Regions from separate parts of the Homo sapiens genome. Here region 2 is linked to region 1. A link is a loop called in an ENCODE intact Hi-C map of the cell type or tissue named here. Cell type or tissue: Caco-2. All regions are shown on one strand. Links, peaks and the distances in the headings refer to the core of each region. The heading gives the core; the rest is flanking DNA. Region 1 overlaps LINC02210-CRHR1 (LINC02210-CRHR1 readthrough). Region 2 holds the start of CRHR1 (corticotropin releasing hormone receptor 1).

Evidence for each region. Peaks named below come from ENCODE experiments on the same cell type or tissue, not always from the same donor. Only the 100,000 strongest peaks of a DNase experiment are listed, where the experiment ranks them.
Region 2: a loop joins it to region 1, with 2.5 times the contacts of the local background. A loop is called at or near these places in 3 of 110 quality-filtered maps.

What each region holds. Positions count from the first base shown.
Region 1 is chr17:45,635,859-45,644,185 of GRCh38, forward strand. The region is part of intron 3 of LINC02210-CRHR1 (LINC02210-CRHR1 readthrough); the gene reads left to right. The region is part of intron 5 of LINC02210 (long intergenic non-protein coding RNA 2210); the gene reads left to right. It also overlaps the pseudogene ARF2P. Among named protein-coding and RNA genes, the nearest start is that of LINC02210-CRHR1, 20 kb to the left of the region's middle. In Caco-2, for the core only: a CTCF peak has its summit at 4,691 (motif pointing right); a DNase peak (open chromatin) is centred at 4,693.
Region 2 is chr17:45,778,901-45,787,227 of GRCh38, forward strand. All of the region lies in intron 3 of LINC02210-CRHR1 (LINC02210-CRHR1 readthrough), which reads left to right. CRHR1 (corticotropin releasing hormone receptor 1) reads left to right here and starts at 5,420. Exons shown (of 13, transcript NM_004382.5): 1 at 5,420-5,677. The coding sequence starts at 5,645. RefSeq lists an enhancer at 6,147-6,647. In Caco-2, for the core only: CTCF peaks have their summits at 4,470 (motif pointing right) and 4,674; a DNase peak (open chromatin) is centred at 5,226; H3K4me3 peaks cover 1,946 bases; H3K27me3 peaks cover 440 bases.

The DNA of each region.
Region 1 (8,327 bases), core at 276-8,275:
GAGAGGGGGAGCTGTTGCAGTTTTGATAGAAGAATGATTCAATCTGATTCACCGATGGCTGGGTTGAGAATAGGCTTCACGGGAGCAAGAGCAGAGAAGTAGGGAGGACAGTTAGGAAGTTATTTCAGTCATCCAGGTGAGAAGCGATGTGGTGTCAGATCACGGCGACAGCTGTGGAGTTAGTAAGTGGTCAGATTCTGGATAAATTTTGATAGTGGAACCGTTAGGAGTTCCTGACAGATTGGCTGTGACATTGAGAGTAAAAAAGTAAGGATAATTTCAAGCTTTTTGGCCTGAGCAACTGGAAGGTTGGAGTTGCCATCAACAGAGAAGACTGTGGGTTTGGGCACGTTTAACAGGGAAGAGCATATTTCGCTATATGGATACAACAGTATACATTGACTTTTGAATGTTCTTTTTCAAGGATCTCCCTAATACTATGAACGCGGCAGAGATAACGGACAAGCTCGGCCTCCATTCCCTCCGCTACAGAAACTGGCACATTCAGGCTACTTGTGCCACTACTGGACATGGGCTTTACGAAGGCCTGAACTGGCTCGCCAACCAGTTCCAGAACCAGAACTGATCAGAAGGATCTATTCTTTGTGCCTTGTGGCCACATCAGCTAGCCTCTGCTGTGTGCACGTGTACGTGTGTGCTGGGAGTGGAGGCAGCTTTCTCACAGTGCCTTATCCATGCCATAAGAAAAGCAGTGTTACATTTTAAGAAACCCAGTGTTAAGTTTTAAACACCACCTTCCATTTCAGTAGCTTTGATGATCATTTTTGCAATTGATGGAGAAGTCCAGAGGGCTTGCTGGTGCTCGAAGGCCAGAGCGGGCTTCATGGAGGCGAGTTGGAGCGGGGACTGAGTTCAGCTGTTGCAATCCTGGTCTGGCGTCTGGAGTCCTGTTAGTCTTTGGCATCCTTTCGTAAAAAGGAAGGAATTGTCATTCTTTTTTTTTTAAAACCATATTTTTACTGTACCTTTTCATGTTTATTTATTTTTTATTAAAAAAATTTTTTTTGAAACAGCCTCCCACTCTGTCGCCCAAGCTGGAGTGCAGTGGTGCGATCTCAGCTCACTGCAACCTCCGTCTCTCGGGCTCAAGCAATCCTCCCACCTCAGCCCCCTGAGTAGCTGAGACTATGGGTGTGCACCACCACACCTGGCTAATTTTTGTATTTTTTGTGGAGACAGGGTCTTGCCATGTTGCCCAGGCTGGTCTGTAACTCCTGAGCTCAAGGGATCCACCCACCTCAGCCTTCCAAAATGCTGGGATTACAGGCATGAGCCACTGCGCTACCGAGAAATCGTCATTCTTTACCACCACTGCTGCAGCTAGCAGCTCACTCTTCAGTGCTTTAAGCAAATGATCCTCAGGAAAGAAAAGGTATTTGCTTATTGCAGGTGCAAAGAGGCTCAGATTGGAACTTTTCCCTGAAACTATATTGTAGCCCAGAGTTCCTGATGTAAGACGCTTTATTTAAAGACATCCGTGAGCTTTTTCACTGGCATATCAATACTTCATAACACTAGGAAGGTATCCAGCCTTTTCCTTATGCTAGTTCCTTCCCTTATTTGCCAGATGGGGACCCTGTGGGGAGGTGACCCAGTGTGAGGCCGAAGCTCTTTCCCAGAGCCCCACAGGCCAGTGGAGGGTCGTGTTTGTGCTCTGGGCATCACCGTCTTGGGTCTCGGTCCCCTGCGACTGCAGCTGCTACATCCCTCCCTGCTCTGAGATAAATGTTCTTCCCATGAAGCAGACGGTTCACTTTTGGGATGGCGCTGTCTCCAGGTTTGGCTGTCTCAGTCCAGATGATGTTTGGTTAGTTTCCATTCCCAGAACCACAAGCCTTTGAGTTCTGAAAGTTTGTGACAGAATCAAGAGGCTAATTTGGGAGATGTGAGATTCCCAGCCCACCTGGTATTGCCCTCGAGTTAGTGGTAAATTTTGCTATGGAAAATATCTCTTGTCAAGACCAAGCTCCGGCGCATTGCCTCCCTCTTTTGGATGGCCATGGCATCTCATGAACCACTTGGAAATGTGTTTTATGTTGTTCTCCAAATATTAATAAAAATATCCCGGAGAGGAGGTTCACTAAGTAGCCTAGAGCTCGTTTGTCCAGACAATTGTTGGCCATATTAGTACCTAAGCACTTCTATTTAAACTTTTTCTTCTTTTTTTTTTTCTTTTTGAGATGGAGTCTTGCTCTATCACCCTGGCTAGAGTACAGTGGCGTGATCTTGGCTCACAGCAACCTCTGCCTCCCGGGTTCAAGCGATTCTCCTGCCTCAGCCTCCTGAGTAGCTGGGACTATAGGCGCCCGCCACCACGCCCAGCTAAATTTTGTATTTTTAGTAGAGACAGGGTTTCATCATGTTGGCCAGGCTGGTCTTTAATTCCTGACCTCAAGTGATTCACCTGCCTCGGCCTCCCAAAGTGCTGGGATTATAGGCGTGAGCCACCACGCCTGGCCTATTTAACCTTCTAAAACTACTTTTTCAAGAAATATTTATTCGAATTATAGAAGATTGGCCAGGCACAGTGGCTCATGCCTGTAATCCCAGCACTTTGGGAGGCCAAGGTGGGAGAGTCGCTTGAGCCCAGAGTTTGAGATCAGCCTGGGCAACATGGCAAGAACCTGTCCCAAATTTAATATAATAAATTTTAAATAAAATTTTAAAAATAAAATTAAATAAAAAATTATACAGGAGGGCCATGTCAGGTGAATTTTAACTGAAGCAAACCTTATTTATTCATAACAATGAAGTTTATATTACTAGGAAAAAATTTCATTCCATGATAAATGTGTGGTATCATGTTTTTCTTCAAAATATTGAATTTAAAGAATGTTCATTGCAATACTGGCAACTAAGTCCAGATTTGCTTTTTAACCATGGAGTAATTTCTGAGAAATATTTGTTTTATTTTATTTTATTTTATTTTATTTATGTTATTTATGTTATTTATGTTATGTTATGTTATGTTATGTTATGTTATGTTATGTTATGTTATGTTATTTTTTTGAAACAGAGTCTTGCTCTTGTTGCCCAGGCTGGAGTGCAATGGTGTGATCTCTGCCTCCTGGGTTCAAGCGATTCTCCTGCCTCAAGCTCCTGAGTAGCTGGGATTACAGGCGCCCTCCACCACGCCCGGCGAATTTTTGTATCTTTAGTAGAGACAGGGTTTCACCACGTTGGCCAGGTTGGTCTTGAACTCCTGACCTCATGATCCGCCTGCCTCGGCCTCCCAAAGTGTTGGGATTACAGGTGTGAGCCACCGCACCCGGCCTCTGAGAAATATTTAGATTGTACGCCTCAAATGGGCAGGGACTGTGTCTTACACTTTTGTATTTATGCTACAGCTTACCTAATACAGTGCCAGGCCTCGTTAAACACTTATTGATTGCTCAGACGATAAAGAACTTGCTTTGGAAGGAGGAGAGGATAGTCATGTGCTTCTGAATGTATTGAACTTCTTGAAATCTCTTTCCTCATCAATTTTAGCAGAGTTTCTATTGAAACTCCTAGGGTGTGTTTATGGAAGACAAACTGAGATGTGCTGTCCCAGCCTTAGGCCCTGGCAGTACGCCTTGCCTTTTCACGGCACACCCACTACAGCCTTTCCCACACTGTGACACTGGAGCTGGTGAGTCAAAGTAAGTATAAGTGGGGAGCACTTTTCAGTACAGTAGTTTTAAGGAAAGACTTGGGTCTCTGAAAGCCATGTTTGCATCCCTGCCATGTCCCTCACTGGCTGCTAGCCTCAGGCCACTGACTCTTAGCCTCTGTATCTCGGAGCCTCAGTTTGCTTAACTGTTAAATGGGGATACTGATACCTGCCTCATAGAGTTATGAGGATTAAGTGTCTCCTACCTTTGAATGTCTTGCTCCGGTGTTTCCCTGGAGATATCTTGTCCAAGTATGAACAGCAGTGCTGGCCACAAACTCATCAGCATTATTATTATTATTATTATCATTATCATTATTATTATTATTATTATTGAGACAGAGTTTCACTCTGTCACCCAGGCTGGAGTGCAGTGGCACAATCTCAGCTCACTGCAACCTCTGCCTCCTGGGTTCAAGCGATTCTCGTGCCTCAGCTGCCCGAGTAGCTGGGATTACAGGCGTGCACCACCACATCTGGCTAATTTTTGTATGAGTAGTAGAGACGGGGATGCACTATGTTGGCCAGGCTGGCCTTGAACTCCTGACCTCAAGCGATCTGCCCGCCTTGGCCTCCCAAAGTGCTGAGATTACAGGCGTGAATCACTGCGCCTGGCCACTTTTAAAACATTTCTATCACCCTGAAAAGAAACCCTGTACCCTTTAGCAGTCACTCCTCATTTCCCCTGTCCTCCGCAGCACTGGGCAACCACTAACCACTGACCTACTTCCTGTCTCTAGATCTGGTGGAGATGCTTTTTAAACTTTTTTTTACTACCCTGTGGTCCCTGAGGAGCATTACACTGAGAAGTTTTCTCCTATTTTGTCTTTCATTCTCCACATCCTCTTTTGTTCTAGTGCATGGCATGGGAAGCCCTCTCTAGGAGGATGCTGTGGCCACACAAGTGCTGGACGAACCGCTGGAGTAGGTGACTTCCAAGGTGTCCTGATGTAGTAGCTATTAGACAAGCTCCTGCATTTGGCCAGTAATTAGCATGCTGCTGCACATTGCCACTAGGTGGTGCTGCTGCTCCATTCCCAAGTAACCCACATGCATCCCTGGCTGGGGTCAGCCTTGGGGTTTCCCAAGTGTAGAGGAATCCATCTCTGTGCCTGTGGTAATGGCTGGACACCAGGAGAGACCCAGAAAACAGGGATATCCTAGAAGAGAAAGGCAAAATAAGCACTCAGAGCAGAGGACATTTGAGTGTCAATAATGAAGGTGGCAGCAGTAATCATGGCTATCATTTACTAAAAATAGTGGATATTGGCCAGACATGGTGGCTCACACCTGTAATCCCAGCATTTTGGGAGACCAAGGTGGGTGGATCACTTGAGGTCAGCAGTTCGAGACCAGCCCGGCCAACATGGTGAAACTATCTACTAAAAATACAAAAATTAGCCAGGTGTGGTGGTGCACGCCTGTAGTCCCAGCTACTTGGGAGGCTGAGGAAGGAGAATCACTTGAACCTGGGAGGTGGAGGCTGTAGTGAGCTGAGATCGCATCACTGCACTCCAGCCTGGACAACAGAGCAAGACTGTCTCAAAAAAAAAAAGTAGATACTGTGCTAGTCACTTGATACACATCATCTCTGATCTTTGCACTGAGCGAGGCATGTGTATTATGTCTGCATTACAAAAGGGGAAAAATTAAGGTTCAAGAAGATAAAGTCACCAGGCATGGTGGCGCATGCCTGTGATCGCAGCACTTTAAGAGGCTGAGACAGGCGGATTGGTTGAATCCAGGAGTTCAAGACCAGCCTGGGCAACATAGTGAGACCTCATCTCTACAAAAAAAATAAAATTAGCTGGGTGTGGTGGTGTGTGCCTGTAGTCACAGCTCCTCGGGAGGCTGATGTGGAAGGATCACTTGAGCCCGGGAGATAGAGGCTGCAGTGAGATGAGACTGAGCCATTGCACTCAGCCTAGGCAACAGAGTGAGACCCTGTCTCAAAACAAAACAGAAATAACAAAAAATAAGGTGACTTGCTGGAGGCCACATGGCTGTGAGCCAAATACAGGTCTGGGTTATCAGGGCTCACATACTTCTAAGTACACCCTACTGCCTTGGAATCTGCTGAAGACCAAGCCCCTGCCCCCAAGCCATGGCAAAGAAGGAGGGAAGGAAGCAAAGGTGCCCAGCGGGGACAACTCGGGGAGGGGCGAGGTGCCCAGGGCCCAGGAAGGCCAAGCAGCATGTGGCAGGGCAGCATCAGGTGACTCCCAAGAAGGAATGAGGAGAGGATATGAGGAAAGAGCCACAGCACAGAGGCCTGCTGTTAGGTCAGCGGAGACCACGGCCCATGGGACCTGGATCTACCCTTGATGCTAACAATGTTCTTTGGGGAAAAAATCTATAATCACAAAGTTTCTGCAACTGGACTGTAGTCATGGTTGCAGAACTGTATAGATTTACTAGGAACCATCAAATTGTTCACTTACAATGGGTAAATTGTACAGTACATAGGTTATCCCTCAGTAAAGCTGTATGAAATTTATAGTCATGAAACTAATAGTGACAAACGAGCTGGGTAAGTAGGTCTCAGCTGTTCTGTAGGCACTTTGAGAAGAGGAAGAGTAGCATCTCGGTTTTAATAAAAGAAAGCCTGGCCCATGGCGTCCAGCTTCTGCTTGAATACTTTCAGTGCCCGGGAGCTCAGTATCTCAAAGCAGCCCACTCCTGTTTAAGAGAACTCTAAACCTTAGAATGTTGAAATACATCATTATTATTCTAGTACTGCTGTGAAAAATAAATGTCTTTGTTTTGCCACATAACATTTCTCTGAGAGCTTGAGGACAGTTATTGCATTTTCCCAAGTCATTTTTATCTCAGACAGAATTCCCTGATGACCTGTAGGTTTTTTGTTTTTTTGTCTTGTTTTGTGTGTGTGTGTGTGTGTGTGTGTGTGTGTGTGTGTGTGTGTGTGTGTGTGTGTTTTGGAGATGGAGTCTCTGTCGCCCAGGCTGGAGTGCGGTAGCATGATCTTGGCTCACTGCAGCCTCCACATTCCGAGTTCAAGCAATTCTCCTGCCTCAGCCTCCCAAATAGCTGGGATTACAGGCGTGAGCCGCCACACCTGGCTAATTTTTGTATTTTTAGTAGAGATGGAGTTTCACCACATTGGCCAGGCTAGTCTCGAACTCCTGGTTTCAGGTGATCCGCCCTCCTCGGCCTCCCAAAGTGCTGAAATTACAGGTGTGAGCCATTGTACTTGGCTCTCCTTGTGTTTTTTACAGGACAAGATTTCCAGCCTCTCCCATTCTCCCATTCTCCTGGTAGCTCTCCAGGAGCTACCCCTTTGATCTGTCCACATCCTTCTTAAAATGTGGGGACCCATGGGGAACCTGAGATTCTGCAGATGCCAGCCCAGTGCTGTGTGGTTAACAATTTGGATCCTAGCATTAAGACCCCGGGTTCAAATCCTTGCTCCACTGTAGGCCAGCTGTGTGACCATGGTTAAAAACATCTACCTTACTGAGCTCTAATGTCATCATCTAAGTTATTGTGAGGATTGTACTGACCCACACTTTCTATCTGCCCAATCCCTTGAGGTGGGCTCAACCTGGGTTGGCAATGGTTGGGCAAGGGAGAGCGATCAAAACAGCAAACTGTCACACTGCTGATAAGCCAAGCAGAGACACAGCCACCATTAGGAGAAGGGGCTCTTCCATCTCTATCTATCAGGCTTTTCTCTCATGGAGCTGTAACCCCTGGTAAAGGAGGTGAGGAACTTGCTGGGGGGAGCACACAAACACCTGCTGATGTGCCTGACTTGGATACCCAGGAAGTTGCTGGCTTTCTCTTCCTTTCCCCAACATTTTTATTTGTTTGTTTGAGGCAGAGTCTTGCTCTGTCACCCAGCCTGGAGTGCAAAGGCGTGATCTTGGCTGAGTGCAATGGCATGATCTTGGCTCACTGCAACCTCCGCCTCCTGAGTTCAAGTGATTCTCCTGCCTCAGCCTCCTGAGTATTTGGGACTACAGGCGTGCGCCACCTCACCCGGCTAATTTTTGTATATTTAGTAGAGATGGGGTTTTGTCATGTTGGCCAGGCTGGTCTCGAACTCCTGACCTCAGGGGATCCACCCGCCTCGGCCTCCCAAAGGGTTGGGATTACAGGCATGAGCCACTGCGCCTGGCTGGCATTTTTTTTTTTCAACATAGTCTCCTCTTGATCTCATCCTTTGTCCACTGCACAAACCCCTCCCCAAAACGATCCCCAAGGAGGGGGGCTCCCGAACTAGATCATCCTAGGGTAGGCCTACCCGGTTCAATCTTAGCCGGGTCTATGGTGCCATCTGATTGAAATCTAACTTGACTCTCTTCTCACTGACCTCTTCGGGGTCCCAGGGGTGTAAACATCCTGCAGCCTTCCGCCAGCCTTGTGTCTTCAATGTTCCCCTCCATTCATGACTCTCCTCACTGTATTTCTACTAACTTACTCTTACATACAAAACAGATCTTTCCCCCTTCCTGTACATCAGATATCATTTTGGATCGATACTACACCCAAGGCTGGGTGTGGTGGCTCATGCCTGTAATCCCAGCACTTTGGGAGGCCGAGGCAGGCAGATTACTTGAGGTCAGGAGTTTGAGACCAGCCTGGCCAACATGGTGAAACCCCATCGCTACTAAAAATACAAACTTAGCCAGGC
Region 2 (8,327 bases), core at 126-8,125, 140 kb after region 1:
TTATCCAAAGGCCTGGAAAACCCACAGCCCCTCCCCTGCAACCCCCCAGCCTCATCCCATCTCCTGTTCCCAGCCGACCAGCCCCCTCCCCTGCAGCCCCCCAGCGTCATCCCATCTCCTGTTCCCATCAGACCAGCCCCCTCCCCTGCCCTATACTTGTTCCTTGGGCTCTGTCTCTAAGCGACCCTCCCGCCTTGAAAGTCTCCCTCTCTCACATGTCCATACCCACTTCCTTCAATACCCAGCTCCCAACCCACCTCTTCCAGAAAAATCTTTCCTCTGACAAAGGGGGTGAGCTCAAAGCCAGATCACCTCTTTCCCCAACTGAATTACCTATTGTGACCTCCACAACCCCATGCCAAACTAAGCACACTGCCAGGCAGATCTAGGTGAATAGTAACAATGACAATGACGATCATTCATAATATTGAATAATAAAAATAGCAAACATTTGAAGCATTTACTATGTGCTAGGCACTGCGCTAAGCACTTTACGTATTTTAATTCCTCTATCAAATGCCGGTTGGCCACATGGGATTAAACACCTGCCTCTGCCTCCAAACCCCAGCACAAGCATCACCTCCTTGGTAGAGTCTTCCCCATTGGTCTCAGGCAGAATTAATATTCCTGCCTCCACACCCGCAGTGCCTGGTCTATTGTTGACCTAATTTCACTAGCTCTTAATTATTTATCAAAGTGGCTGCTTCCCATTCCAGCCTGTGAACATCTTGAGGGCCAGGACCCTGTTATATTTATCTTTATTAGCCTCAGTGTCCAACAGTGACTGGTACCTAGTTGCTCCTCATTAAATGTTTGTTGAATGAATGCACAGATGAATGGAGTAATTAATACAATATCCCCCAATGTTCATGGGATTTTAAAGAGGCCACTTTCCTAGCCTCATGCTTCACAAACATTCCAGACCAGTGCTACTCCAAGCATGATCTACAGACCGGCACCTGTCTGCAAACTGTGTTGCCAGTTTATGACCTGGTAAGTGCAGAAATTGAGCATAAGCATTTAGACTTTTTTTTTTTTTTTTTTTTTTTTGGAGTGAGAGTTTTGCTCTTGTCACCCAGGCTGGTGTGCAATGGCGTGATCTCAGCGCACTACAACCTACGCCTCCTGGGTTCAAGCGATTCTCCTGCCTCAGCCTCCCAAGTAGCTGGGATTACAGGCATGCGCCACCATGCCCAGCTAATTTTATATTTTTAGTAGAGATGGGGTTTCTCCATGTTGGTCAGGCTGGTCTCGAACTCCCAACCTCAGGTGATCTGCCTGCCTGGGCCTCCCAAAGTGCTGGGATTATAGGCGTGAGCCATGGCACCCGACCCATGGCTCATATTTAATCTCCACAACTATTGCTATCATCCTATTTTTCAGGGGGAACTGAGGCTTATTGAAGTTAAGCAACTCCCCAAGGTCCTAGAGAGCAGTGGTAGGGCAGAGGTGGTGACCCAAGCACTTTGATCCACAGCTCACGCCTCAGCCACATCACTGGCAGAGAGTCAAGGGACTCAACAGAAACATTCATGCTAACTTCTCGGGTTCTGGAAAGCTCTATGCAGGAGGTGATGTTTGTTCTGAGCCTTGAAGAAGGCATAATGGGGAGGGGCATTCCAAGGCAGAGGCACACAGGAGGCAACCGCGTGAGGGGAGTCTGGTGAGGTTGGGCCGGGTGCGGTGGCTGGTTTCAAACTCCTGACTTCAGGTGATCCACCCTTCTCAGCCTCCCAAAGTGCTGGGATTACAGGTGTGAGCCACTGCACCTAGCTACATTTTGACATTTTTAAGCCATTAGACAGAATAGTTTTATGTCCATTTGATGTGCTAGTGTTTAAAACAGGGCTTTCATTTTGTCTTTTTTTCTTTCTTTCTTTCTTTCTTTTTTTCTTTTTTTTTTTGACTGAGTCTCACTCTGTTGCCCAGGCTGGAGTGCTGTGGCAGGATCTGGGTTCACTGCAACCTCCTCCTCCCAGGTTCCAGCGATTCTCCTGCCTCAGCCTCCCAAGTAGCTGGGATTACAGGCTCGTGCCACTATGCCCGGCTAATTTTTGTACTTTTAGTAGGGATAGGGTTTCACCATGTTGGCCAGGCTAGTCTCAAACTCCTGACCTCAAGTGATCCACCTGCCTTGGCCTCCCAAAGTACTGGGATTACAGGCAATGAGCCACCACATCTGGCCTTTTATTGCATTTTTCTAATAATTCATTCCCGCAGTGTTTTGCAATCGCATTGGCCTGTGACAGATTAGAAATTTTAAAATACAGAACCAGTTCTTTGCCACAGTTGTCTGAGAAGTATGGTTCCAGACCAGCAACCTCCCGGGGATGGTTAAGCCAGTGGAACCCCACAGGTAGGAAGTGCCTATTCAGCCCTGCCTCCCTGGGTCTCACCCATCATTACATCAAATCTGTCTCTCCTACTGTTGGGAAGGACATGTGATTGTCTTTTATTCCTGTTTGGAATCCTCACATTTCTCCTGTCTTCCAAATCTGGCAGATTAAATGAATGAAAGCTGATTCTGCTGCTGGCTGGACAGGAAGGGGTGAGAAGGCAAGGGAGGGATGGGATGAGAAGAGAGTTTGGAAAAGGCCATCCTGGGAAAAGAATGCTGGAATGGAGTAGGAGCCTATCCTGAGGAGGGTGTGCAGAGGCTGCTCTGGCTGGGGCTGAGGGAAGGAAGGGTGTAGGAGGGAGGGACAGGGCAGACACTAGCACCTTCACCAAGCCCAGCAGATGAGAGCCAGGCCCTTGAAGGTGAAAGGAAGTAGTTTCAGGACAAATGAAAGGGGATATTGAACCTTTTTACAGAAGGAATGTTAAACGCCAAACTTTCATAACCCCCCTGAGGCTGCCAAGGCCAAAACTATAAATAAGTAGGTCGAGGAATTAGGCAGAAGCCTCCTCCCCTGACCTGTCCGTCAGCGGGATGTGGTGGGGTGGAGGTTAAGTCAGTGAAATCAACACAGACAGGATGAAATGAGCTATCTGTAGACGCCACTTCAGAAAGCGAGAAGGTCTGACTCCTGGGCAAAAAAGTCAGGAAGAGCAAGACTTGATTGCAGTCCAATCAATGGCATTAGCATATTTAAAGATCATGTCAAGGGGAGGATAATGGGGCTCAGAGAGGCAAAATTTGATGGTGTTTATTAAGCAGAGAGAAACACAGAAGCTGGAGCCGTCTAGTCCTTAGAGAGTGTGCTCCAAGGTGGGACCAGGGAGGGAGCAAGGCCTTGGCTGGGCCTGGGCAAAGCTACCAGAGGACCAACCGGCTTCCTCTCCTCTGATTCCACAGCCTACTGCTGCTGGTGAATTTCTGATCAAGAATTCTGCTCCCCACAAAGAACTGCCTAGAGGGTGGGACCAAGCCACCCCTCACACTTGAGCATCCAGTCCACTCCATCGTGATGATGATGATGATCATAGTATTGGTGACTACAGCTAACCCTCATTAAGCTCTCACTATGTGCCAGGCTCCGTTCCAAGCTCTTTACAAATACCAACTCCTTCAAACTCCCCAACCACCCTCAGAAGTAGCGTTTCTACCCCGATTTTATAGATGAGAAAATTGAGGCATTGTTAAATAACTCTCCAAGTTTATACAGCTTGTAAGTGGAAAAGCCAAGATTCAAACTCAGGCCATCTGACTCCAGAACCTGCACATCAGACTGCCCCGCACTTAACTGTTGTTGGTAACAGTTAGTTGTCCATCTGCTTAGCATGTCCATCCCTTCTGGGGTTGGCTGGGGCAAGTCAGGGCCCAACTCGGCACAGCCAGCTCCGGAGCACTAACCTAATGGGGGTTTTGCAAGACTCGGGACTGTGTGCTTCACCTGGAAAGTGCCAGGTGTGTGGATAAGCCATGTGAGCAGCTGGCTTCCTGGGCAATGCCCCTCCCCACTTCAGTGTCCCAGGCCCCTTTAGGGCCCAGCCCTCCAGGCACTGTGAGCTGGGAATGAGGTGAAGGAGGACTAGGCTTACCCTCTGTGTGCCTCCATTTTCTCACCAGTAAACTGTGTGTGTTGGATCTTACGATCTTCTAAAATAACTCCAGCTCCAAATGAAGGCCAGTGGACCCATGAACACGCTGGCTCTTGCCCAGTGTGCTGAGAAGAGGGCAGGAGGGAGGAGTAGGGTGGGCACGGCAGGGCACAGGGTGCAGGGCAGGTGGGTTCAGTTTGATTTCAAAGCCGACTGCCCGCCGCCCCAGGTGCTCTGGTGTACCCAATAGGGGCTGCATTGGCCAGGCGGCCTAGGCTCTGCGGGTGGAGTGAAGATTTCTCTACCTCCCAGTTTCTCCCTTTTCAGCTCTGGTAGGAGAGAGGAAGAGTGAAGAGGAAGTCAAAAGTTCTGTTCATCTGGAAGGGCTGGGAGTTGCTTCCTGGGATGGGGAGCTCCGAAGCCAATTCAGAAGACGGCCCCGGGGTCTGGCGGGGAGGCCCACCGCTGCCCAGAGGGCTCGGCCGGCCGGGAGGGGGCGCTGTGTCCTCCCCACGCCCTGCCCGCGGGCTCCTAGCAGCGTTCGCCGCGCTGCAACGCAATGCGCGCCCGGCTTTCCCCTGGGCAGCGTTCAGTGCCCGCTTGTCCTGCAGGGCACCGCCGTCTCCCTTTCATCCTGGGGCTCCCAGGTCCAAAGGGTTCCCAGATCCAGCCTCTTGCCTGAACCAAAGTGGCCAGGCACTCAGTTTGTAAGATGAACAAATGAAGGAAAGAAGGAACGAATGAATAAGGGCTCATCTTGCAGAGCGTTCGCGTCTCAGCGCGCACCAGGCACATCAGTGCCAAAGGTGCTGGGGGTCGGGCCCAGCGCCCGGCGCGGCTGGAATGGGGGCGGCGAGGAGCTCCTCCTAGCCAGCCGCAGGGCGGGAACTGCCCAAACGCAGGTCGCAGCCTCACTGGGTTCCGCGGCGGCTCCGCTCAGTAGGGACCGCCCTGTTCCCTAGCCCCCAATAGCCTCGCCCTCATAAATTCACCTGAGCACCCTGGCCCAAGTCACCCCAGATCCCTGGGACTTCCCAGGCCCCGACCTCGGCCGGGCGGGAGGCTGATCCTTTACCGCGGCCCCCTTCCCCCATTCCCGGCTTCTCCCCGGGCTGCGGCGGCCGCCACTGCTGCCAGCGCGCCCCGAGGACTGCCGCAAACCCCGGGCGCAGGGAAAGGGGATCCTGGCGGCGGGACACAGAGAGCGGGCCGGGGGAAGGGGAGGGAACGGAGGAGGCGAGGAGGAGCTGGGAGGGAGCCGAGGGGCGAGGCGCGGAGGAGGGACCGAAGGGGAGCGGAGGGGAGAGGGAGGGGGAGGAAGGGGAGGGGACGAGCTGGGCGAGGGGGCGGGGAGCCGAGGCGAGGAGCGGCGCGGACCGTGGGGGAGGTGGCGGGGGCGAGGCCGGCAAGAGGCGGCCGCGGGCCGGGCTGCGTCGGGAAACGGCGGCCAGACTTCCCCGGGAAGGGGCGAGCGAGAGCCGGGCCGGGCCGGGCCGGGCCGCGGGGCCGGGAAGCGCCGAGCCGGGCATCTCCTCACCAGGCAGCGACCGAGGAGCCCGGCCGCCCACCCCGTGCCGCCCGAGCCCGCAGCCGCCCGCCGGTCCCTCTGGGATGTCCGTAGGACCCGGGCATTCAGGACGGTAGCCGAGCGAGCCCGAGGATGGGAGGGCACCCGCAGCTCCGTCTCGTCAAGGTAACAGCCCGCCGGCCATCCCTCGAGCGCTGGCGCCCCCGGCCCCTGGCGGACGCGGGACGGGGCTGGGCTGTGGGTGTGATGGGGGCGGGGGCGCTGGGAGAGCCGTGCTTAGGTCGGGGAAGGCTGGGCTCCGGGGCAGCCTAACTCTCTGGACCTTTGGAGCCAGGGTTGGGTAGGCAGGGGGAGACTCAGGTGAGAAAAGAAATCGTGGCGAAGCCGCCGGGATGTTGGCGGAGGAGGGGGTCCGCCCACCCGGGTAGCCGGCTCCGCGCCAAGAATCGCTCTAGGCTCTCGGGCAGACGCCTAGGGGAGGGGAGGTTCCACCTCCCACGCCCTTCCTGCAGACCTCGGCCCCGGGACTGGAGACTCTGAAGCGGGGTTCCCACCTCGCCCCAGCGCCCCCAAACAGCTCCCCGACTCCGCACGCCCCCGCCCTAGTCTTGGGAGCGCGTCCTGCCCCTTCCCCTCCGCGGCGAGCTGCGAGTCCGGAGAGATGAATGCCGCCCGCGCCTGCGAGCCCTTGATCAATATCGCAGTCTCGGGGGAGGAGACGGTGCCTCTGGCGGCAGTTCCTGTTCCCCGACCGCGGCTGGGAGCGCGACGCTCGTTCTCCGAGCCTGGGCACCCGCGATCCCCGCGCTGCGCGGCCGACCCTGCGACGCGGATCGGGCGCTGGAGTTTAGGAAAGTAGCCAGACCGCACGTCCAGCGTCTGCCCGCTGAAGTTCGTGGGCGGTGGGGGCGGCCCGCGGGTTGTGTGAGCCAGGGAAGGGCCGGGAGGCCGGCAGTCCGGCCCGCCGCTCGTGTCAGGCGTCACTTGCAGCCCCAAGCGCTTTCCAGAGCGTTTTGGTTTTGCAGGGTATAGGCGCGCCCGCTGCAGCCGGCCGGAGAGGCGGGTGGGCCTCTGCGCTGCTGCCGGGACACCCCGCTTCGCGCCAGTCTGGGCATCGCCTCACCCGGGGCTCGGGACTCCGCAGGGTCCGCTCCAGCCACAAACATAGACACCAGCTTGACCCGGCTCAGGGCATTCAGAGCGATTACATTCAAGAGACTTCGGTGGATTTGGGGGAGGGGTGCGGATTGGCGGAATTTCATTTTTCCATCAGTTATTAAACCAACTGTACGTATACCGGCTTACCAAGTGGTTTGAGTTAAACCACCAAGATTTTTAAATGCAGCAGCTGCTGCTTCCTTAGTTGAGACGTTACAAGTTACTGAGATTTTTCTCTAATCCTGCCCCTCCCCAAATATTTATAAATTGATTCTTAAAATGATCAAGGGTTGGTCTTACTGAACCCACATCCCCTCCCCCATCCGTTACCTGAGGGCTAGGGATGAACTCAGATTATTTTCTGGGCGTTCGAGGAGACAGACAGGTGAGGAAGGTAGAAGAAAAACATCCAGAGAGGTCGAGTAGTTGGCACTGAATGGGAATAGTTTCCAAAAGGCTCGCGTGTACCGAAGCCTGGTCTAAATGCACAAACCAGTTAGACCAAATTCAGTCTTTTAAATGGATTCAAAGAACTGAACTGCGGGTGTTTTCTTTTCTTTTTTTTTTTTTCAGGTTTACGCGGAAATAGATCAATGTTCTTTTTCTGGCCTTTCATAGAATTGTGTGCAAATCTCTGTTTAGAATGATCATGTTTTCCTTAAAAAAGTCTTTTTATTTCCTTTGTTCCTACTAGATGGTGGGGTGTTTGCCCTTTATGCCTGGCCTAATAAACTCAGTAGGCATTCAATAAATTCCAGATGAATGTGGGGCAGTGAGTGAATGGCCAGCGAATGCTGGTTTCAAACGTTGGTTACAATTAAATAGTTGCTTTTCTTCTTTTATTTATGTAGCATGTACAATTCACTGGGCATTATTCTACCTGCTTTGCAAATATTAAGTCATTTAGTCCTCCTAACAGCCCTAGGAAGTAGGAATTATTCCTGAGACACAGAGAGGCTAAGTAACTGGTTCAAGGTCACACAGCCAGTGAGTAGTGAAGTCAGAATTCAAACCCAGACACTCTGATAAAAGGCTTTGTTTTGTTTGCTTTTACCAGAAAATATCCTTTTTTTTTTTTTTTTTTTTCAAGACAGGGTCCCACTCTGTCGCCCAGGTTGGAGTGTAATGGTGTGATCATGGCTCACTGAAGCCTCAACCTCCCTAGGCTCTGGTGATCCTCCCACCCCAGCCTCCAGAATAGCTGGGACCACAGGCATGCACCACCACACCCAGCTAATCTTTGTATTTTTTGTAGAGATGGGGTTTCCCCATATTGCCCTGGCTGGTCTCAAACTCCTGGGCTCAAGCGATCAGCCAGCCTCGGCCTCCCAAAGTGCTAGGATTACAGGCATGAGCCACCATGCCCGGCCATTACCAGAAAATATTCGAAGCCACCTAAATCTCACTCTAGAGCTCAGCCAGATGAGAGCTCAGGTAGTTTTGTCAGCATGAGAGTACAAATCTAGGGGATTTAGGGTTAATCCCAAATCCAGCTCCATCCCCAACAAGTCAGCCAGTGTTGGGAAAGGGTCCACTCTGGGGCCTATATTGTGGGCCTCACACTATAACAGTTACAGAGTCCTGGGGGAAAATGTGTGTGAATGGGGAGAGACAGGGTGTGTGAAAGTGTGTGTGTGAGTGGGGAGAGACGATGTGT